2 separate regions of the Mus musculus genome follow, and region 2 is linked to region 1. Evidence: chromatin loops called from intact Hi-C (ENCODE). Cell type or tissue: gastrocnemius. All regions are shown on one strand. Each heading gives the region's core, and the rest is flanking DNA. Links, peaks and the distances in the headings are about the cores only.

Region 1 (11,202 bases), core at 1,056-9,055:
GGGGGGGGGGTCAGGGTCTTACTATAAAGCTTTGGCTGGCTTTGAACTCAGAGATCCACTTGCTTCTGCTCTATGAGTTCTGGAATTAAAGGTTTGTAGCCCAGCCACCTTATCAAACCTGGAGCTCACCAATTCATCTAAACTAGCTGGCCAATGAGCACCCTTGTGCTGGATACACTGTAGAGAAAGGAACCTCAATGGAGAAAATGCTTCCATAAGATGGGGCTGTAGGCAAGCCTGAAGGGCATTTTCTTAGTTAGTGATCCATGGGGCGGCCCCGCCCATTGTGGGTGGAGTCATTCCTGGGCAGGTGGTCCTGGGTTCTATAAGAGCAGGCTGAGCAAGCCATGAGGAGCAAGCCAGTAAGCAGCACCCCTCCATGGCCTCTGCATCAGCTCCTGCCTCCAGGTTCCTGCCCTGCTTGAGTCCCTCAGTGATGGACTATGATATACAAGTGTAAGCCAGATAAACTCTTTCCTCCCCAAGTTGCTTTTGGTCTTGGTGTTTCATAACAGTGACCGTAATCCTGACTTAGATACCCCCGTAGCTCCTCCTGTTTCTGTCTCCCTGGTGCTGCAATTACACGTGTTTGTGGCTATGATTGGCTTATTTTTCACATGCATGTTGAGGATCCAAAGAAGCACTTCACTGCTGAGCCTCCAGGTCCTCTATAACCCCCCCCCCCTTTGCAGTGTATGTGTACATGGTATGTGTTCATGCATGTTTGCATGTGTGAGTTTGCGTGTGTGTCTGTGTGTCCAGAGGATGGCATTGGCTATCTTCCTTTGCCAGGAGCCATGGCCTAACCATTCTGTATTGTTGGGGAGGAAAGGGTTTATCTGGCTTACACTTGTATATCATAGTCCATCACTGAGGGACTCAAGCAGGGCAGGAACCTGGAGGCAGGAGCTGATGCAGAGGCCATGGAGGGGTGCTGCTTACTGGCTTGCTCCTCATGGCTTGCTCAGCCTGCTCTTATAGAACCCAGGACCACCTGCCCAGGGATGACTTCACCCAGACTCCAGCCTTCACCCTCGGACAGCAGACTCTTTGCCCACTGAGCGCTCTCCGCAGTCTTTTTAATGGAAATATTTCCAGCTGGTGATAGCCTGGGAAGTTCTTCAACTACCTTTAAGGATCTCACAATTCTTTGTTGTTTTGCAAACTGCATCCCAGGTGGGTCCGGAACTCCCTGTGGCCAAGACTGAGTTCCTGGCCTTGAGTTCCGGGGGTTCCGCTGCCTTGGCTTCCAGAGAGGTAGAGAGGTAGGGTACAGGTCTGACCCACCTGCCTAGACCATTGAATTTTCCAAAGTGTAAACTTTACAGAAATATACACAGGCGCGTGCAGACCCCTAAAGTAGAGTTCGCCCAGTGGGGAGGGAGTGCATGCATGTGCTCCTGTCCCAGCAGGAGCCGCACCCCACCTTCTGAAGCTCTAAGTGCCTCGGTCAGGTTGTGACCTTCCTTCCCCTAAGGATATGAAACAGCCTCAATTTTAACAGACAGACAAACAGGCTCCTTTCGAAGTACACAGAAAGGAGATTGCACGGTGCTGTCTTTGCATAGTTTCTCCTGATGTGATGTTCCTGGGCCCCACTCTGCTGTTGCTGCTGATAGCCGGGTCTAGGCTTTCGCACCGCTGTTTATTTACTTCAGGATAGCAATGTTGCAATTCACGCTGGGAAAGTTTACAGCTTGTGGCTGACAACAGCCATGTTCAGAACATTTCTGTGTATCCTTTTTACATTTACTGAATGGATGAGGAAGCTGCACCTCCATCCACCTAGCAGGGAGGTAACAGGAACCATGGAAACTGTACCTTACAGGGGTTAAGTCACTAAGCACACAGTACCAGGGGTTAAGTCACTAAGCGCACAGTACCAGCTGGGCTGGAGCCTCGGCAGTCGTTACTTAGAACTGTCACAGGAGTGATTTTTCTACTGAGCTACTGCTAGGATACACTCACCTGGAACTACAAAACTTTCTCCGGTGGGACTGACTATTCAGTTGCAGATAGATCTGTTGTTTTAATCTGTAGGTACCAAAGCCAAAAAGAAAAAGAGAGAGAGAGCAAGAGAGAGAATGAGAGAGAGAGAGAGAGAGAGAGAGAGAGAGAGAGAGAGAGAGAAGTGGGATGCCTTCTTTGTAAATTACTGGAATTTCTGAGAGTTCACAATAGCAGCTCTCAAGCCATGCGTAGGTCCTCTGAACAAGAGGCCCAGCGACCGGCATAGCTGTCATGCTCATGAAGCCAGCTCTGGGTGCCAGGACCTCTGTGGCCCTAAATGGATCTCTATAAAAGAGTTGTATTGAGTAGCTGAGTAATAGTTACTGCTCTCTAGGATGAGAAAATCAAATGCAGAAACTAACCACAGGCACGCCTTTAAGACATGGACTTAAAGTATGTAGTATGTATGTCAAGACGGTGAAAACCATGGCTAACAGCAGCCCTTTATCAGTGTGTGTGTGTGTGTGTGTGCGCGCAGACACACATTGAACCATGAGGGGAGAAGAACTTAAACAGACATAGCACGCATCTCCCACTTGCGTCTTTCAGCGTCTGCCCAGCTTTCTAGGCTGAGTGCATATCGCTGTTCTACCTTATTCCACCCACAGTGTCTCAGCAAGAACCTGTTTGATGGAGTCAGTTGACTTAGCACGTAGTTGGCCCTACTGTAGGGTTTCTAGGCACAGCCCAGTCCTTGAGAGTGTGCTGCACTAACACACTGATGCACAGAGTGAATCCATACATTCCAGATCCTCCTCTGTACAGCCTCACAATGGGAGGAGCACACCCACCGCCCACTCTCCCAGGCCACCCGAGGTGGGAGGAGTGTACCCCACCTGCCCACACTCCCAGGCCACCCGAGGTGGGAGGAGTGTACCCCACCTGCCCACACTCCCAGGCCACCCTAGGTGGGAGGAGTGTACCCCACCTGCCCACTCTCGCAGGCCACCCTAGGTGGGAGGAGTGTACCCCACCTGCCCACTCTTGCAGGCCACCCTAGGTGGGAGGAGTGTACTCCACCTGCCCACTCTCGCAGGCCACCCGAGGTGGGAGGAGTGTACCCACCAGCTCCACACTCCCAGGTCACTTTTCTTCCTCGCGAGTGAGCTTCCCCAGCCATTGTTTAGGCACATTAATTCCTTCCCTATGCTTCGGTTTATTTGTTTTGAGGCAGGGTCTTGATTTGTGGTCTTGCCTGGTCTTGACCTCTGGATCCTCCGGGCTGTCTCCGACGTACTGGCATTACAGGTGTGCAGCACATGCCCAGGGATAGCATTATTACTTCAACAAATCTCTGCTCCTATTCAGTCCTGACTTACTGCTGTGGCCTTTTCTCCAGGTACAAGTCTATACTAACATCCTGAGTTCAAAACAGTTCCCTTTGTCGTTCTAGAAGCCACTGTTTCCTCAGCCTATTGAACCGCTAACATGTGGCCTGGGTCAATAATGTATCAGTTTCAAAGACCTGGGAGACAATTCCGCACCCCCTAGAATCTTCTTCAGAGAGAGGGGGTGGGGGAGAGGTACGGATTAGTTAATCTAATTATTAACAACTGTATAGGATCAAAACTATTCTCCAAGCTACAACATAAAGAAAAAAAATTGTTTAAAAATACTTTCGTAGGCTGGGTGTGGTGGCACATGCCTTTAATTCCAGCACTTGGGAGGCAGAGGCAGGCAGATTTCTGAGTTCGAGGCCAGCTTGGTCTACAGAGTGAGTTCCAGGACTGGCAGGGCTATACAGAGAAACCCTGTCTCGAAAAACAAAAAAAAAAAAAAAAACAAAAAACAAAAAACACCACCACCACCACCACCACCACCAAAAAACCCCCTTTCTTTTGTTATAATCTGTGTGTCTTGGAGGACGGCTCGGCAGGTCAAAGCACGTGCTGTCATGCATGACAACGCAGTCCTACAATAATCCCCAAGATGGAAGGAGAGACCTGACTCTCCTCAGCTGGCCTGACCCGCGCGTGCACTCGTGCATGCCTACACACTACAGGTAAATAAATACAAATGTGACTGAAAGATTATGCTGTGAGTGAATGCCTGCATGGGGCAGAGAGGCCACTGGGTCCTCCGGAGCTGGAGGGAAGGCTTTGGGAGCCCCCCACCCCTGCCATGTGCTGGGGAAGGAGCTCAGGGCCTTGCAAGAGCAGCAGGCACTCTCAGTGCTGACCTCGCTCTCCAGCCCTTAAAGGGGCGGCTTGGTTTATTTAACTATTTATTTACTTCAAAAGTAAGTAAATCAGTATAAGATAAAAGAAAATCAAGAAGTATAGTATTCGACATACGATAGTATTCGATTTACATTTCTACCATCCTTTCCACCCCTCATCAAAATGGGAATTCTGAGCCCTAAGCACTGAACGTCTTGTAGAATGGGTGATAGTCAAGGCCCAGGTGGCTTCTTAGGCACTGGCCTGGGTTAACAAAGACTCGAGTTCACTAAGATTTTTAATGAACTTAGAGATATTTGCACATAGACAATAACTAGACATCTGGCTCAATTAAAGATGAGGATGTGCCCTCTCATTTCTAAGAGTGTTATATATAATTTGGAAAATTATATGACTCGATATAAACTTTGCTAAATCAAAAAAACACTACATAATTTATTTATTTGTGGTGCCGGGGCTTGAACCCAGGGCCTCATCCATGCTATGTAAGTGTGGCACTACTGAGCACATCCCTAATACAACAGTTAAAACTTTCTATGTGCTCTTGTTTTGGTAATAGAGTCCCCCTGTGTTGCCCAGGCTAAACTTGAACTGGAGCCTTAGCTGGCCTGAAACTCCTGATCTACCACATCCAGCTTATAAAACTTTTCAATGACATCAAATATGTTTAGAAAGGTAGGGTGGCGGGGCTGGAGAGATGGTTTAGTGGTTAAGCACTCTGGCTGCTCTTGCAGAGGACCTGGGTTCAGTGCCCAGCATCCACACTCAGGCTCACAACTGTCTGTGACACAGTTGTAAGAGATCTACTGCTCTCCAAAGACGCAGACCTACGTTCAGGCAAAACACCCAGACACATGAAAAGAAAATAATAATAATTCAACAAAAAATTTAAAAGGTATGTAGGCTAAGATGTGTTGTGAGAAGCACACAGATTTGACATTTTTACATTTAATCCCAGCACTTGGGAGGCAGAGGCAGGCAGATTTCTGAGTTCGAGGCCAGCTTGGTCTACAGAGTGAGTTCCAGGACAGCCAGGGCTACACAGAGAAACCCTGCCTCAAAAAAACCAAAAAACCAAAACAACAACAACAACAACAAAAAAGATTCGGCTGTGCAAACAGAGGGACACCTTGGCATACACTAAGCACCCAACTGTAAGTCCTAGTTCCTAATAAAGGTAGGCCTCTGCCGGGATTTCTCCAGAGCCAAGGGAAGAGATCTCAGATGGTGGCTTCACTTTTGTTGTAACAACAAGAGCTACACTGGCTCACCTCCTGCTACCCTCGACTCCCCACAGAGCTCATCTACTAATGAGTGTAAGCAAACCTCTGCACATTAGCCCTTACCTACGCTCGCAAAGCCAACAGATGCACGAGTGAGTGGGTTTCCTTTACAGGACGGGCAGAGATGTTCTGATAGTGATGTCATCATGGACACATCACAGAAAGTCCAGCACATAATGTGTGGTTATAAAACTTGACAGGGTCTCTCTATGTAGCCCTGGCTGGCCTGGAACTCACAAAGATCTGCCTGCCTCTGCTTCCAGAATGCCGGGACTAAAGGCATGCACCACCACATTTAGCAAGACTGATTTCTTGCAATTCTTATTCATGTACAAGTGAGTGACTGGTAGTGTGCCACTTGTAAGCAGTGCCTACGGAGGCCAGAAGAGGGCACTGGATCCCCTAGGACTGGAATTACATATGGCTGGGACCTGCCATGTAGCCGCTGAGACCTAAGCCCAGGGTTCTCAGAAGAGCAGTCAGTCCACTTAACCACCAAGCTGCCTCTCCTGCCCCTGTAAGAATGCTTCCCTTGTATAATTTAAGTATTTACAAGACAACATCTAGCTGTGTAGCCCTAAATGACCTGATGATACTCACTACGTTAACAGGTTGCACTTGAACTTGCAGAGAGCTTCCTATATGCCTGACTTTAGAAGTACTGAAACAGGCTGGATGCCATTACAGGGATTCCAGCACCAGGTGAGTGGGACAGGGGACCAGGTGGCTTTTAAAGTCTCTTCTAATAATGGCAATTTCTTTTATTATTATTTTTTGAGAGGGTAGTTCAGGCTAGTTCCAAACTTGCCTTCTAGCCAAGAATGACCTTGAACTCCTGTACCTTGAGCCTTCATCGCCCAAGGGCTGGGACAGGTGTGTGACCTCAGCAGGCTGACCATCTGCAGCTCTATGAATATCATCACGGAAGAGTGTGTACATTGTGGCATAATTCCTACACTTTACGCAGCTTGCGAACTAAAGATTGCGAGAGAGGCAGAAAAAGTGTAGTTACACAAGCAGATAGTGTGTGTGTTCAGAGACGTCGGACTGTTGCTTTATCTGGACAAGATGTTTTCAACAGGTGCCCAGTGAGCAGGGAGGCACCCATCAAACACCTGTTCTAGAAATCACAAAAGAAAAATGTAATATCTTCTCCCACCCACCTCCATGTGAATTATCGTTGATTTTTATAAAGTTGATTTTCACCTCAGCGTGTACACGGCTTTAGGGCTGAAGAGGTGGCTCAGTGGTTGAGAGTACTGACTACTCTCCTGGAGGACTCAGGTTCAATCCCCGGCACCTGCATGGTGGCTCACAACCACTGTAATTCTAGTTCTAAGAGAAGCTCATGACCTCTTTTGGTATCTGAGGGCACCCAACACAAATGTTAAATATTTAAATACGTGAGGGCAAAACACCCAGAAAATAAAATAAAATACATAAAATGTGGATCCCCTAGGACTGGAGCTACATATAGCCTGCCACGTAGGTGCTAGGAACTGAACCCAGAGTTCTCAGAAGAGCAGTCAGGGCATTTAGCCACTGAGCTGTCTCTCTCGTTTTGCTTGTATATTTTAGGTTTCAGACATTTAAATGAGACAGTACATTCTTAAATAAACTAAAATAAAAAATGCCTAGGATTTCTTACATCAGATATTTCCCTGTCAGTACCCTCGGGAGTGGGAGAGGTTGGCTGGAAAGGTGGAAGGCCATATCTCCAATGCTGTTACTCAACATGGCCATTTACTATGGTACGATGCAGAGCAACAGAGACGTAATCTGTCATTTACCTTTCTGAATTGGGCTACCAGGGCCAAAGGCAGAAGCCACATGGTGAATGTAGCCTTTCCGTTAAGATAGCCTGGTCACGTGACACTGGGACACTCAGCGTGGAGAGATGTGAACATGGAGATAGGTACTTGAGTGTCTTCTCTACCTCTTAGCCCGGCCCCCTCTTGTCTGGTAAGAAAATCTCTACCTGTTAACATTACAGCATCCTCACGTAAATGGCGACCTTATCTGCCAGTTCATGATAGGATCCTGAGGAATCATTTAGATGTGGAATACAGATGATAATTTTGATTTTAGTATGAAGGTTTCTGGTGCTCCTCACTCAGCTCAGTAGGCCACGTCCTCTGCTGGGACTGCCATCTCTGTTTGTATTCCATGCCTAACTCAGAAGGCGTGAATTATCCTGCGGCTCTCCTCCTAGTGGCTGCCAGAATTCTCACCTAAACTATACTGCCTTCTTTCAAAACTCTAATAAAAATGTCCTTGAGCTTCCTTACCAGAAGACAAAGAGTTGAAAGAGGAAACAACCTCGTAAAGTATATTATATAAAAACTGGAAGGAAGTCACTTTGTGAAGCATTATACTCTGCCATTGTCTATTTACAGTTCTCAGCACAGTGTTGTCATAGGTCTGCAAAGGCTACAGTAAGCCAACAGTGCAGGGGAGGCTGAGGCCAGCCAGCCTGGACCAGCTACTGAGACAAGAAGAGTCTGCCACAAACACAACCAGGAGACACTGTGTCTGTGGGCTTTCATTCTTTTTTTTTTTTTACTACTTTGAGGCAGTCTCACTAAGTTGTCTAGGCTGGCCCTGAACTGCCCATCCACTGGATGGGAGTCCAGGCCTGCACCACTAGGGGGAATGCCCATGTGTTCTTGGAATGAACCATGTCATTTTCCGAGTTCTCAAGCTTTTCCCAGCCTCCTCCTTGAGGGAGGCACACAAGTGAATCAGGACTCTTTCTGGTCCAGAGGCTCAGGAATCTCCATCAGGTTTGCACCTTTCTTCTTAACATGGAGCAGCATGGAGAACTATAAAATTACCACAATTATTTTACCACAGATGCCAGGCAGCTTTATCTTGGTTTCTTTGAGGTGGGGTCTCTCTATGAAGCCGTGGAACTTGCTCTGTAAACCATGGTGGCCTTGAACTCACAGAGATCTGCCTGCCCCTGCATCTCAAGCACTAGTCAAAGGCATGGGCCACCACCACGCCAGGCCAGGCAGCTGGATCTGTGTCTGCACCCTGCCTGTGTGCCCTGTGCCGTTGGATCACGAGAGGGCTTCAGATCCGCTGGAACTAGTGTAACAGAGGTGGTTACAGTGGCGAGCCCTGGTCCTCTGGGAGAGTACCAAGTGTCCCTACCCTGAGCCAGCTCTCCAGCCTTGGGCGGCTTGATTTTACACGGGGAGCACTGTTTCAAATATGAACACCTCATCTCCTTCTACATGTGGAGACAGAAGCGTGGGTGACATTAATTAGAAAAGCCAGTAATAATTGTACATTGCAGTGGCTGATGCCTAAGATTTACAACTCCCAAGAGACAGGACCCCGCAATAGGACGCAGGCTGCTGCAAGGACTGAGTGAGTATAGTACACAGCGCACACATTACGGAAGTTGGCTTTTTAATAAATATTACTTTCCCTGGTATTCTTGTAAGCTCAGTATCGTATTGTGAAAGTAGTTCTGAACCCATGTACTGAAGCAGCAAAGGGATGTCGCTGGCAATCACATGACTAACACTGCTGAGTTTGTGCAATGGTCTCTTGCATCATCTGGATTCGGAGAGCGGCGAATAGCCACAGGTGGCTACTCCGCACGTGAGTGGCGTGCCCTTAGGATGAGGGTACGAGGGTATGCTGCGAGGGTAAAACGCACAACAGATACACTGTCTCATTTAAATATCTGATTTCTTTAAAGGTTGAAATAATATTTGGATAAGCTGGTTTAAGAGAAACGTAAAATTAATTTCACGTGGTCTCTTCACTGTCCAAATGTGGCTCCCAGGAAATCTAAAAGCGTCTGGGTGCCTAGAACATCTGTCCTGGACAGGCAATGCAAAACTCAGCTACTGTGGACTGGCTATACTTGGCAGTTTGTTTAAAATGCCATATATAGATATATATATATAATTTTTAAAAAGCAAATGCAGACCACCAGGCCCAAATCCAGAATCAGTATCTGCACCTCCTCACGACCCTGGGATAATTCTTTAGTATGGCTCAAGTATGGCCGGCTCAATGAAGCAGGCAATTCCTGACCCAAGGCCCCATTACTGCGAACACCCACCCTTGTTTGCTTTAGGAAACCGCTTACTGGAAATGCAAAGAGAAGGATAAGAAGGGTGACAAGGGAAGTAGTAATAGAGACAGCATCAGAAACAGTGATAGGGAGAAGCTGGGGGCGGGGAGGACTCAACCCAGGAGAAAGGCAGTTCTAGACCTTTGCCTCCATAAACGCGGAGGAAGAAGCAAAGATCAGTCTACAATCAAAACCTAGCCAGGGTCAGGAACTGTCCGTCAAATCTAGTATTACCCGCCCCTCGGCGGCCTCGGCCAAGCTAGGCCTGAGCCAGGGCATCTCTGAGGTCGGCGTGTGATGCGAAGTACCAGTCTCCCCAGGGTTAGACAGCTCCTTCAGGCGTTTCTCCATTTTTCGCCCAAAGTCCCATTTCAGAGACACACATCGTTCTTCCCTGGCTCACCTGGCTCGGAGCAACCTCAACCGCCAGCGCCTTCGCCGCCGCCACCTTCCCAGTCCTTCTGCAGAGAGCCCGCCTTCTTGGGTCCAAACAGTACTGCCATTGGTCAGACTGCCCGTCACTACCGCAGGATGACCGATCTGGGGGAGGCTGTGACGAACGCCATGGCAACTGAACCCGGAACTACATCTCCCAGCATGCTGCTTCCCGTAGAGAGACGAGTCGCCGCCCCAGGGACCACCAATAAATGGGAGAAGTTGGGCGTTGCCAAGATGGGTTCCGTTTTATGCAAATTAGAGTAAAAGGCCACACCCTTCCTCATTCCAACCGTAACCCCTACCATCTTTCTTCAGTCTTTGTGTCTTTCGCCTTTCGTGCCCACGCTCTTTCTGCAAAACCTTCAATTTAGTTGAATGTATCCTAGCTACTGTCGCGCATAGAAAAGAGCAAAGCGCCAAATCGTGAAACAAAATCTCCGCACGCATAGAGCAGAAACCTCTAGTTACGCCTTCAAGGGACGAGACAAGGATGGGAGGGGAAAAAAGTGTGTGTGTGTGGGGGGGTGCTATCCAAACTACTTCATTGGTGTATCTCGTTGTCACTCTGTACACCTCTATTTCCTTTGGCTCCTTTCTTCTTTTTTGCCCACCTAGTGGGCGGAGTCATAGGAGAGAGCGAAGGCGTGGTCTCCGCCGTCCGATTGGCAGGCGGTTATCCCCGCCCATCTATGGGTGGGGCGGAGGGCAGGCTGTGGGCGGAGGGGCGGCGGCGGAGGGAGATGAGGAGTTAGGCGGGAGTGAGGGAGCGAAGGAGCGAAGGAGGGCGAGAGGAGTGGAGCGGCGCGGGGAGGGCGCGCAGCTTGGTTGCTCCGTAGTACGGCGGCTCGCAAGGGAGCATCCCGAGCGGGCTCCGGGACGGCCGGGAGGCAGGCAGGCGGGCGGGCGGGGATGGTGTGCGCGGCTGCGGACTCGGCGTTCCTCCGCGCGGCGTGCGGGCTGCACTGATTTGTGTGAGGGGCGGCCGCGCGCACCCGCCCGGAGATGAGGTGAGGAGCTGACGCGGGCGGCCTGGCGCGCGGGCGGGGGTCGGCGATGGCCGCCCCGGGGTCGGGTCCAGCGGCCGGGCGCGCGTCCCTGCGGCCGCCGTCGCCGCTCCGCCCGGTCTTTCTCATCCTCCCCGGGGGCAGCGGGGCGGGCGGGCCGCGGCGGTGGCGGCCGCGGGACGGGTTCGGGCTGA
Region 2 (11,202 bases), core at 1,778-9,777, 160 kb after region 1:
CTTTATTTAAGGGGGAAGAGGGGAAGGAGGGAGGGAGGGAGGGAGGGAGAGAAAGAGAGAGAGGAAGAGAGAGAGGAAGGGAGGAAGGAAGGAAGGAAGGAAAGAAGAAAGAGGGAGGGAGGAAGGGAGGGAGGGGGAAGGAGGGAAGGAGGGAGGGAGGAGGAAGGAAGGAAGGAAGGAAGGAAGGAAGGAAGGAAGGAAGGAAGGAAGGAAGGAAGGAAGGAAGGAAGGAAGGAAAATGTAATAAAAATAGCATCTGCAGAGGAGCTAGGGTTGTGGCTCAATGGTAAAGCTTGTGTTTGACATGTGTGAGACCCTGGCTTCTCTCCCCAGAACCACAACAGTGGGCAAATCATCACAGGACAAGCACAGTCCATAGTGATGGTGCCCTCCTTATAGAGCTGACATATGGGAGGGTCCCCATCTCTTACTGCTTATAAGCCACATTTGCATATTTCCCACGGCCCTTCATCTTGGGGCTGCAGAGGAGGTGTGGTGTTGGTGGTGGCCTTTGCCTCTCCTCTCTCCCCTTTTTCTACAGCATAGTCATGCCACGACTTCTGCCATCTTGTCATTCCCTTCACTGTGTGTGGCAGAGAACCCAGCACAGAGCCTGTGCTGGGGACAGTGGCACAGTTGGAAAAGGTTCATTTTTGTGGAAAGGTCCTAAACCAGGAAGAGCTCTCCATTCTTGTGATCACTTAACTCGTGTTCATACTACTTGGTCCTGTGTGTATTTGGTATTTAGTCTCCTCCGCAAGTGTGGCGGCCTCACAGAAGCATCCCTGGGTGGATCCTGGAGCTGCTGACAGGGACAGGAGCTGTCCGGGGTTGGAGGTGTTTTTTGTGTTCTGCAGGAGTCAGTATGTCAGGGACCAGGGTGTTGCCAGACCCCTCTGAAGCCATTGCCTCAGGGTTGAGAAGTGCACTTCCCCACCATGCAGCCTCTTGTGGGCTGGTTAGCCAAGGGTCTCTTATTTAGATTTTATTTCTAGTTATGTGTATGTGTGTATGCCCTGTATATGTGGATGGTGCCTGTAGATATCAGAAGAAGGCATTGGATCCCCTGGAGTTACAGGTGGTCACAAGCCACCAAATGGGGATGCTAGGAACCAACTTAGCTGCTGGGCTACCTTTCTAGCCCCAGGGGTTTTGGTTTTGTTTGCTTGGTTTTTGTTTTGTTTTGTTTTGTTTTGAGAAGACTCACTACCTTGACTCAGACTTATTGCAGCCAGCTCCTAGAAGTCTGAACTCCAAGACCAAGATTGTACTCAAATAGACCTTATAGGAAGTGGTAGAAGAAAAGATGTTGGGCCCCCTGGGAACACAGGTGGTTTCTTTTTATGGTTCTGTTTCCAGCGAGCATTTCTGATAGAAAAAATAAATACACAAAGCTTTCTGGACTCTACTGCTCCAGCCATCAAATGAGATGTTAGGTAGCATGGTCAGTTGAGAAAATGTGGCCTCACATGAACCTCCAGAGGCCCCCGAACAGAACATCTGGGCTTCAGTGGGCTCTGAGGTGCAGGTAGCCTGTCATAGCTGTTGTAGCTGTCGAGACATTTTGAATGACTGCCCATGTGGCAGCCCTGAGCTGCCTTCAGCTGAGCAGCTGTGGAGACAGAATCTCATGTCCCATGCACTTGGACAGGTGTAGTTTCTGGTTCTTGTTCCTCTCCATCCTGGGCATCTGAGCATCTTTTCTCTTTAGAGCTTCCCTTCTGATGTGGCCTGAACAGGGTCTCCTAGTATTTATAGGTCAAAGCTCTAACCCTGAAGACCACAGGATGTGACTGAATTTGGAGATAGCGTCTTCAAAGATGTATTTAAATGTTACCCTGGGGCCTTCAGAGTGGATCCTACTCTGAGGTGTATGAAGCAGAATGGCAGCTGTCCTTTTAAGAAGAAACCTCACATGGACACCATGGGTTTGTGTGCAAAAGAGAGGCAAGCTTTTGTGGGACACATGAAGAAGAAGAACCCTGCCAACACCTTGACTTGATCTTGGACGGCCGCCCTCCTGGGCTGTGAGGAAGGAAACTTGTGCTTCTCAAGCCACCCCGTCTGTGATTGGTCCTGGCCACCGGGACACACAAAAACACCACCCATCCAGCAAGGCAAAGACATAACAGCTAAGAATGTGGACGTAGGTCCTACTTCCTTTGTTGTTTCTTAACCGGGGCTTTATCAAGCTGTTTATCCTCTCTGTGTCTCTGACTCCTCACCTTCTCATTGTGAGGAACGGTAGCTAGTCCACAGGATTGTTGGTGAGGATGGAGTTGTTATCTACAAGGGTCTGCAGTGTCTGGTTCAGCACTGCTGCTTACCACTGCCCACTCCTCTGGCTCAAAGCACCTAAGTCTCATTCGCCCATGCTCCTACCATCCTCTTTGTCCATGAGTCTTAGTGCATGAGACTGAAACAAAATACCCGTGGGTAGCTAAGTTATAAATTATTTTTATTTGCTGGTAGTTTTGGACGCTGAGATGTCCAAGATGCAGGGGCTGTGTATGGTATAGTCTTCCTCATGCATCACCCCATTTCAGATGGATGGAAAAATTAAAGAACACACACCAAAGAGCAGAGTGTCTGCCACACGTTCATATCCGTATCCCAGCCCTTAGATAACAGCACCGCTCTATCCATGAGTATAATCACCCCTAGTTACCCCTGAAGTCCCACGTCTCTGCAGGATAGTATGAGAACATTGAGGAACATGTCAGCAACAACAAAATTAGTCTACACTTCCTCTTCTGCAAAATCTTCCCAGACCTCTCTGGTCAAAGCTACTGCCTCCTTCATCTGATCCCCATAGGAATACATCAACCCGTGCTGCTGTAACACTTTCATTTGCCTTGCATACCTGAAGGATTTACTTACAGCCATTGCTAAGAAAGCCTTAAAATCTTGGGGGATAGGACACATCAGAAGTGGGTGCTCAGAAAGCTAGGGAAGCATGTGTGGAGACACAAATGCAGCCAAGAACGAAGGAAAATTCCAGACTATAAAGAGTGGTGGTACCTGTGCCAGGAGTCCGCCATCAGAAATCCAGAATGGCGTGCTGCTCACTGCGTGCGTTGTCACAGCAAAGCAGTAGACTCTCTCTGGAGGAATTCCATTTCTACACTGCTCCATGGCAAGCCAGGTAGACCAGATGGCCCTTCTTGGAAGATGATATTAATTAAAAACTATGGCTGCTTTTGAGTTTCTTGGGTTTGCAACTGAGTGAGGAGGTTGGGTGCACACTCTCAGACAGACCCAGCTAACATGCCTCACCATGAGTCCCTTACACAGGCCAGAGTGAGATACTCAAGGCTCAGCCACATCTTTGATGCCCTTCTTGGCATCTCCAACCTCCCACCACAGGCCTCACACTTGCTCCTGCTTTCTTATCAAAAGCAAACCCTGAGAATTTACAGCTCTCCTGTCCTGGGAACTGATGACGTCTCACAGCTGTGCTCTTCCAGAGGCATCTGTGAGCCAACAAGGGTAGAGAAACCAGTCCAGGATGCCAGGGTCTCCAGAAGACAAGGTCCCAGATGTCTCATCCATCGCTGCCTTCGGTTCCAAGCACAGATGATGCCTTGCAGGAAGAGTCTACACTTTCCTGGCTGGGAGGCAGGGAGGATTCACAACACAGCTGTGGTACAGAGATAAAGCCAGAGAACATGGCATGAACAGCATCGTCCGCTTTTCTTACAGAACAGACCACCGCACATGCATTCTGCCTGTGATGTTGACTGGTTCCTAATAGAATCAGGATCCTAGGAGGATCAAACCCAGCCTGATTAGGACAGGAAAAGTGTAGCTCACGTGGCAAGAGAGACTAACGTCCTGGAGAACCCCTACTTTCCACATGCAGGTCCACTCTAACAACACCTGTTGTATAGACAGGAACTCCAGGCATCCAATCAACACCTATTCAGTCACTTAGAAAAGGGATTCCATTCCGGATGAATGTCCCTAGAAGCATTGTGCTGTCATCCCCTTGAGATGAAAACCTTCACCCAGGCCTCCACTCCACGGCTCTCCTGCCGTTCCTCGTTGTATCTGTGTTTGTTCGGACATTGCTACCCCCTTCCCCCCATAACATGGCCTTTTCTATGCCCTGTGTCTCCCACGAGTGTCTGTGTTCACCTAGCTGCTTCTACAGCACTGTTGACTGGCCCATTCTTTGTGTGTGTGAGTGTGCAGGTGTGATTGTGAGTGTGTAAGTTTGTGATGCTCAGAAGTCAACCTCAGCCTCGTTCCTCAGAAGCTGTCCACTGTAGTTCCTGAGACTGTGTTTCTCAGAGACACTGGAGCTTGCCAAATGCTAAGCCAGGCTGGCTGGCCAGCAAGCCCCGTAAATCTGCCCATTTGTGTCCCGCCCCCAAGTGCTGGGATTGTAAGCATGACTCCATGCTAGCTTTATAATGTATGTTCTAAGAAGTGAACTCAGCTCCAAGCAAGGCGAACACTTCACCAAGGAAACCATTCCCAGCCCCGCACCCCCCTCCTTCAATGCCACATGTTTGTATACTTTTAATCTGCCTTTCCTGAGGGCTCTCCCCTAAACTTGTGGGTTTCCCTTAAGAAAAGAACAGTCTCTGCTCACTTCTGTGTCCCTTCGACTTCCTAGAAACGTAATAGTCATTGACTAACTTATTATATTCTTTGGCTTCTTCATAACAGAAACCAGGCATGTTTATTTATTTCCCTCAGTGTTTAGCGGCTGTGGGAGCTAATTCAGGTTTCAAGTTTCATTGAAGAGAGGAGAGTCTTTCCCCCCCTCCCTAAGAACTTCTGAATTCTTTGAAATTCTACAGTATCTGTAGGCTATGTATTGTTTGTAATAGAGAGGATTTCAGTTCTGCTGGTCAAGTATGTCCATGACGGTTTAGGGGGATTTGATGACCTTTTAGGGCTGAGATATTTTCCAAGTCTGGTCCTTCCAAAAGAAAATTACAGCCTTGTCCCCTCTCTTAAGTATATTTAAGGAGACTATATAAACTTGGGAGCCTATATAGGAATTTCCTGTGGCTTTAATGGGGGGCGGGTTGCTTTTTAACTTTTTGGAGTCCTTGCAATATTATTTCAGCTGTGGGCCAATTTTAGTTTTGAGTCACCCTCCATCCCTGCTCCGTGGCCATAGAAAATCATTCACTACACTTTGTCCTTCATCTTTCCCTGGGCCAAGCTTCCTGCATCCTGATACCCAAGGGAGCGGCCACAACCTTTACACCCCCTAAAGAAAACTTTTAAATCGAATGACTTTTCCAGTTCCCCTGCTTTGAATAATGGAGGATTTTTAAACCTCTTGTTTTTTTCTAAATACTACTTTTTTTTCAAACAAAGGATATTTGGGGAGGTTAGAATACTTTTTTCAAGTCTTTCATGGTTCTCTGGGTCTGGAAATCATCTTCATGGTATCCCAGGGTCAGTTTAAAGAATTAAAAAGAAAGAAAGAAAGAAAGAAAGAAAGAAAGAAAGAAAGAAAGAAAGAAAGAATGAATGAATCTAAAGCCAATGTGGTTACTGTGTGACGTGGAGACAAACCTCACAAAATCTTTGCCTTTAACTGGGTTCTAGGTCCAGGGGCCAGCGTGGCCATTTCACATCTTCAGGAAGGCTTGCTTGAGTTAGACTTGCATAGCTTAGGATTCTGGGGCTAACAGCTCAAACCTGCAAGCTTCCCTGGGGTCTCAGTTCTCGGTTGGGTGCTGTGTACATCCAAAGGCTGCTCTGTCTAGGGCAAGGTGTACCGCAGCCCTCAAGTGCATCCAGAGCTGGCCCTGAGCCATGTTCCTGCACCTCCTGCTGTTCTCCAGAACTTGTACCCAGAGGAGCCTCCAGAATCCCAAAGAGGCAGGCATCTCTCCCAACAGGACCTCATTCCAGTTTCTCAGTCATCCTTGTGTCTTCTGGTCATGACTCCCTTGTTGTAGAAAGCAGTTGGCATTTCTCAGCAGGGACTCTTGGCAGGTGGTGAGGGCTCTCTGTCCTGTGTATTTTAGTCCATTACTCCTGGGCCAACCTGACAATTCCAGCCTTTGCTTTCTTGTTAGAACAGGAATACACTCAGCCTTGCGGGTGGGATGCAGTAACTTCCCGATGTACTATGAGGATGACATTAACTTGGAGAGGGGCAGTGTCACCTTCAGCCTGGGCAAACAGTACAACCATCAGCCTTGTAGGGGCAATATGACCTTTAGCCTGTGGGGGGACAATACCACCGTGACCCGTGTATGTGTGTGTGTGTGTGTGTGTGTGTGTATACAAATACCACCTTCAGCCTGGGGGGGAACGACAGAGTACTATCTTCAGCCTTGGGGTGGGAACAGTAGAACCTTTAGCCCACATGTGGGGTGCAGCACCACCTCCAGCTTGGGGTGCAGTACCACCTTCAACCTGCAGGGTGCGCAACACCACCTTCAGCCTGAAGGGCCAGCACTACCTGGGGAGCGGAGAGAAATAGCAGTGTCAGCTTCAGCTTCAGCCTAGGAGGCAGCAGTGTGTTCAGCAGGGGAACCTTTCACTAGAGGAGACACCACTTCCAGTGTCAAACCTTTGCATCTCCAAGGTCTGAGATGGACCCTGGAAGGCCGGCACCTGCCTTCATCCTGCAGTGCAGCACGACTCAGCACAGCCATGGCGAAGATCACAAAATCACCAAAGGAAGAAATGAGGCAGCACACAGGCATTTGTTTGTTTGTTTGTTTTTTTGAGACAGGGTTTCTCTGTGTAGCCCTGGCTGCCCTGGAACTCACTCTGTAGACCAGGCTGGCCTCGAACTCAGAAATCTGCCTGCCTCTGCCTCCCGAGTGCTGGGATTAAAGGTGTGCGCCACCACTCTCAGCTTGCAAACAGGCTTCTGAAGCCAAAAAATTGTATGCAAAATGTGTGTGGGTATTTCGTATAGTGCATAGGGCTTTTTATAGCTGGGTACAAGAGCCCACAGGGCCCAACAGCTGCCCCAAGGGGACCGTGATGTAACGGGACATTTGTGAGACTTGCTGGCCCACTGTTGATGTTGGTGCTGAGCACTGTGCAAGAGTTCTCCTATCCCTGCGGGCAGGAGAACACTGGAAGCACGGGGACTGTGTCCACGAGGGACCCAGCCACAAATGCTGGGGCCACATTTAGCTATTGAACAAGAAATGGCCCGAGTCCCGGGTTCTTGGATTCACCCTTAGGACAATGGATTAAAATAGGGCAGGGACTGAATATGCCTTCCACAGCTCAAGCGTTTCCTAGGTGACTTTCTCAAAAAGAAAGGTTAAAGGATAAAGAAGTGGAGTGAGTGGGAGGAGTCTCGGCATCCCAGAACCCTGCGCTCACCCGGCTGCTGGGGGACTTTTGGATCTGGCTTCCTTCTGGGGGGCATTGCTAAGACAGATGTTTGAGAAGGCGCCATAGCAGGCTGAGCCATCTGTGTGACTGAGCCCAAGTTTAGAGACAAGTGCAGGCTATGGAGTCTAACTCACCTTGCAGCTTTGAGGTCAGGCTCAGTGGTGGATGGGAAGGCGTGGAGAGCGTTTCTATAACGATAGCTTAATTCCCGCCGGTTTCCTGGCACCGTCTTGGCTACCCTGGGCTGTTCCATCCCAATGAGAAACAAACCGAATGGTGCAGAAAGGGGAGGGAGCAAAACCTACCACTGTAACTCTAGGAAGTCTGGAAGCTGAGACCAGTTCACCAAGATCTGATACCACGATTCCCTTGACGGATAATTCTCGTTAGGTAGCTGTATGTAAGACTCTCTCAGTCCTCAACCCAGACAAGCCCCGTGTGCGAGGGAGGAATCCCTGAGGAGCCCTTGGTAGGCCCCAGGAGCTTTCTCACTGAGGATTCACTGGAGGGCGTGGAGGGTGTGTTAAATCGCAGTGCCCTGGGCCCCTCCCTCTCCCAGAGAAAGGCTACTTGGCGAAGTTCTGGTCATTTGTTTACAGACCCAGAGCATTTGCAGGTGCTGCAAGGGCGAATGTGGTCGGGGGTGGGGGGTGGGGGAGGGAGGGGATGAGTGGGAGGGGGGAGGGCGGGAGGAAGAAGTCACAGTGTTCTATTGCGCCCCCTTGTGACAAGTGGCAGGAAGGCACACCCCCACCTCTCAGCATATGTATTTTACAAATTCAAGTTCTGTAATTAAATAAAGATCATCTAATAAAAAAAAAAAAGTATATGTGGGGGACCACTTTTTTATTATTTAAAATTTGTTTAAATATTTATTTATTTATTATATGTAAGTACACTGTGGCTGTCTTCAGACACTCCAGAAGATAGCATCAGATTTTGTTATAGATGGTTGTGAACCACCATGTGGTTGCTGGGATTTTAACTCAGGACCTTTGGAAGAGCAGTCAGCACTCTTAACCGCTGAGCCATCTCACCAGCCCCCGGGGGGACCACTTTTATGTAAAAAAAAAAAAAGGGGGGGGGACCAGCCCTACTCATGGACTGTTACTGAAAATCTGAGCATCTGCGGCAGGGTGTCTGCACTGATAAGTCACAAAGGTCCTGTGTGAACAGAACTCCAAATAAGAAGCTAAGTGAACAGAGAGCTAGCCTAGCTCAGGGCAGCTAAGGGCCTTCCCTTCCAGCAGCCTCGGCCTCTACAAAGGCCTCGTGGGAGCTGCCTGCGGCTGGCAGGGCTTTCCAATTTGCTTGAGGCCTACTGCTCAGCTTCCACGAGTACCCCACAGCGTCCTCGCCTGAAGAGTCTTCCCGGTCATGTCTGCACGCATCTGCCTGGTCTTCATATCCACCAAGAGCCTTGGCACAGTTACTGTAGACTCTAAAAGCTGGTCTCCGGATAACCACATACCTGAAAGAAGCCTGCTGTGGACATAGGGTCTAGAGACCATGCACGGCCTCTGGACTCTCTTGGACTCTCCGTTCCTTACCACTGTGGACAGGAGGACCAGGGGCGAGCTGGCCTCTCTGAGCCCTGGTTTCCTTGTCTGTATCATGAAGATGATTCTGGAAATTTTGAGAACCACTCAAGGCAGCGGTCAGCTCCCGAAACAGTGGCTGGCGTGGGAGCTCTGGTGGGTGTTAGCGGGTCATTTAACCCTTTCCGTGCTTCTGATGGAGCATGTGTTTGCTACTTGGATTTATGACCACAAACTTTATGGTGTAACACAAGGGGGATTTATCCCCTTACAGTTCCAGAGTAGAAAGTCCGAAGTCGGGGTGCGAGCAGAATGGTCCCCCTTCTGGGTGCTCTGTGCTGCTTTTCTGCTTCTGGAATTGACAGTGATGTGTGGGGTCTCTACGCCGGGCTGTGCCACTCCTGTTTCTACAACTCAACCCACAACCCCAAGCTGATGAGACCATGGTGCCACCTCCATAGTCACAAGGACCTTCGGGAGTCTTCGCTGTGGAGCTGTGGGCTTCCCCAGCCTCGGACTAAAAGTTCTCCTAAATGGTTGTGTCTTGCAGGGTGCTCAGACCTGCATCTCTTAGATATGCTGACCCCGACTGAGAGGAAGCGGCAAGGCTACATCCATGAACTCATTGTCACGGAGGAGAACTACGTGAACGACTTGCAGCTGGTCACAGAGGTACCAGCAGCCCTGGGAGGCTGGGGTTGGGCCTGCGGGGATGGCAAGAGGTGGAGGCCCTGCTGAGGGCGCCATGCCCTGTCTCTGAGCCTTGGGCAGACTCTGGTGTATGGGGAATAACACAGGGGGTTTTACCCTGAGAGGACATGCTCACGTTTTTTTCCCACACAGCCACCATGTGAGACAGAGAGGCAGTTCTTACCGGAGCCGAGGCCAAGAGCTCACACGTCCCAAGCTAATGACTAACAGAGAGATGCCTTTGGGTTATGATTTGGGACTCTTGAGTTTTAGCTCGGCCACCAACTGATTGGTGTCATCTAGCTAGTCACATGACACCCCAGACCTTAGTGTTGGCTCCTGAGGACAACAGCTAGCTGCACACAAGTCTCTTGAGTTACTTCTTGTGTCCCATAAGCTCTTGAAAAATCCACCGTTAGGGCTGGACATGAAGACATGTTCCCCGGGGCTCTGTCAGGTTGCTGGCCTGGGATGGGCTGCCCTTGTGGGGAGCCAGTAAAGGTCTTGACACTCTGTCTGAAAGGATGAAACGGAGTTTGTGATCCTCGCTAAAGAGAAGTAACCTTTGAACCCACACGCAGTGAGAGTGACCATGTCAGGAGGTAGGTTTACAGAGCAAGACCTGAGAGAGTCACCTTCAACATGAAAAGTCCCTGTCACGGTTTGTAAACTGGTACCCTCACGAATGCCATGAAACTGTAATGTCGCCTACACACCCAGGAGGGAGAGTGATTGCCTCTTTGGTGTTATGGGAGTTTCAGGCTAAAAATGCTAGTCCACAAGGGTTTCCCCAATTATGTTGTCTCAAGACGTCTGCCTGCTATTACATGTATGGTCAATGTGTGAGGTATGAGTGTCACCTACTTCCATGTGGCAGCCGGGGCAGACATTACCCAGTTCACCATCAGATTGGCAACTTGTGCAGAACAAGGCTCCCAAGGATCAGCCACAAACAGGCCACGTTCCTGTGCCCAAAGAATTTCAGAGGAGCCTCTGCCCCAGGTGCCAAGGACTGCCTTGTGGGCAAGGGGCCAGCCCCATGGAGTCCCACTGAGGTCTGTGATCAGCTTTGAGCTATATGCTCACCCACCCAGAGCTTGGGAAAAGGGTGTTTATTTAACAGAGCCCAGGAAGAGGGAAGCATTGTCCTCTCAGGACCCACCTGCTTCAAGTTCAGTGCTAGCTTTGTGGTTGCCTCCCTCAGACCCATGGCTTGTCGGGTTGTAAAGAAGGTGTCACACATCTCCGTAGACTTTCTCAAGCTCTCCTGTCCTCTTGGGCCCCTTCCTCAGAGTGGGCAGGTGAGGTAGTCCCACTTGCACGCTTGATGATCTAGTAGCATCCTAGCTTCCTGTCGGTGGAGCCAAGCTTCCTCCTCAGAGGTTCGCCTGGACTCCCCTTGTCAAGCACTTGTCCGTCCAGGAGAAGGTGCTGTCTCCAGTTCTCTCCCTTGTGCTAAACAAACCCAAGTATGCACGTAGTTGTGTGTGTGTGTGAGTGTGTGTGTGTGTGTGTGTGTGTGTGGTATGTTGAGCTAACTGTCTGCTTTCTGAACGGCTTCGTTTTCTACACCTGTAGATCTTTCAGAAACCCCTGACGGAGTCTGAGCTGCTGACAGAAAAAGAGGTTGCTATGATTTTTG

The links. Hi-C counts contacts between places; a loop is a spot of excess contacts. Peaks named below come from ENCODE experiments on the same cell type or tissue, not always from the same donor. Only the 100,000 strongest peaks of a DNase experiment are listed, where the experiment ranks them.
Region 2: it touches region 1 in a loop (3-fold over the local background); 13 of 42 quality-filtered maps call a loop at or near these places.

What each region holds. Positions count from the first base shown.
Region 1 is chr16:91,718,589-91,729,790 of GRCm38, forward strand. Cryzl1 (crystallin, zeta (quinone reductase)-like 1) reads right to left here and starts at 10,214. Exons shown (of 13, transcript NM_133679.2): 1 at 9,970-10,214. It overlaps Gm46543 (a long non-coding RNA gene), which reads left to right and starts at 5,716. Exons shown (of 3, transcript XR_001781880.2): 1 at 5,716-5,990; 2 at 6,085-6,175; 3 at 9,931-9,993. It overlaps Itsn1 (intersectin 1 (SH3 domain protein 1A)), which reads left to right and starts at 10,783. Exons shown (of 39, transcript NM_010587.2): 1 at 10,783-11,011. In gastrocnemius, for the core only: a CTCF peak has its summit at 5,859 (motif pointing right); DNase peaks (open chromatin) are centred at 5,858 and 8,547; H3K4me3 peaks cover 106 bases.
Region 2 is chr16:91,877,980-91,889,181 of GRCm38, forward strand. Itsn1 (intersectin 1 (SH3 domain protein 1A)) reads left to right here. Exons shown (of 39, transcript NM_010587.2): 29 at 9,421-9,542; 30 at 11,139-11,202. Among named protein-coding and RNA genes, the nearest start is that of Gm52262, 21 kb to the right of the region's middle. In gastrocnemius, for the core only: CTCF peaks have their summits at 6,387 and 8,069 (motif pointing left); DNase peaks (open chromatin) are centred at 2,028, 3,090, 4,298, 5,864 and 3 more places; H3K4me3 peaks cover 684 bases; H3K27ac peaks cover 1,419 bases.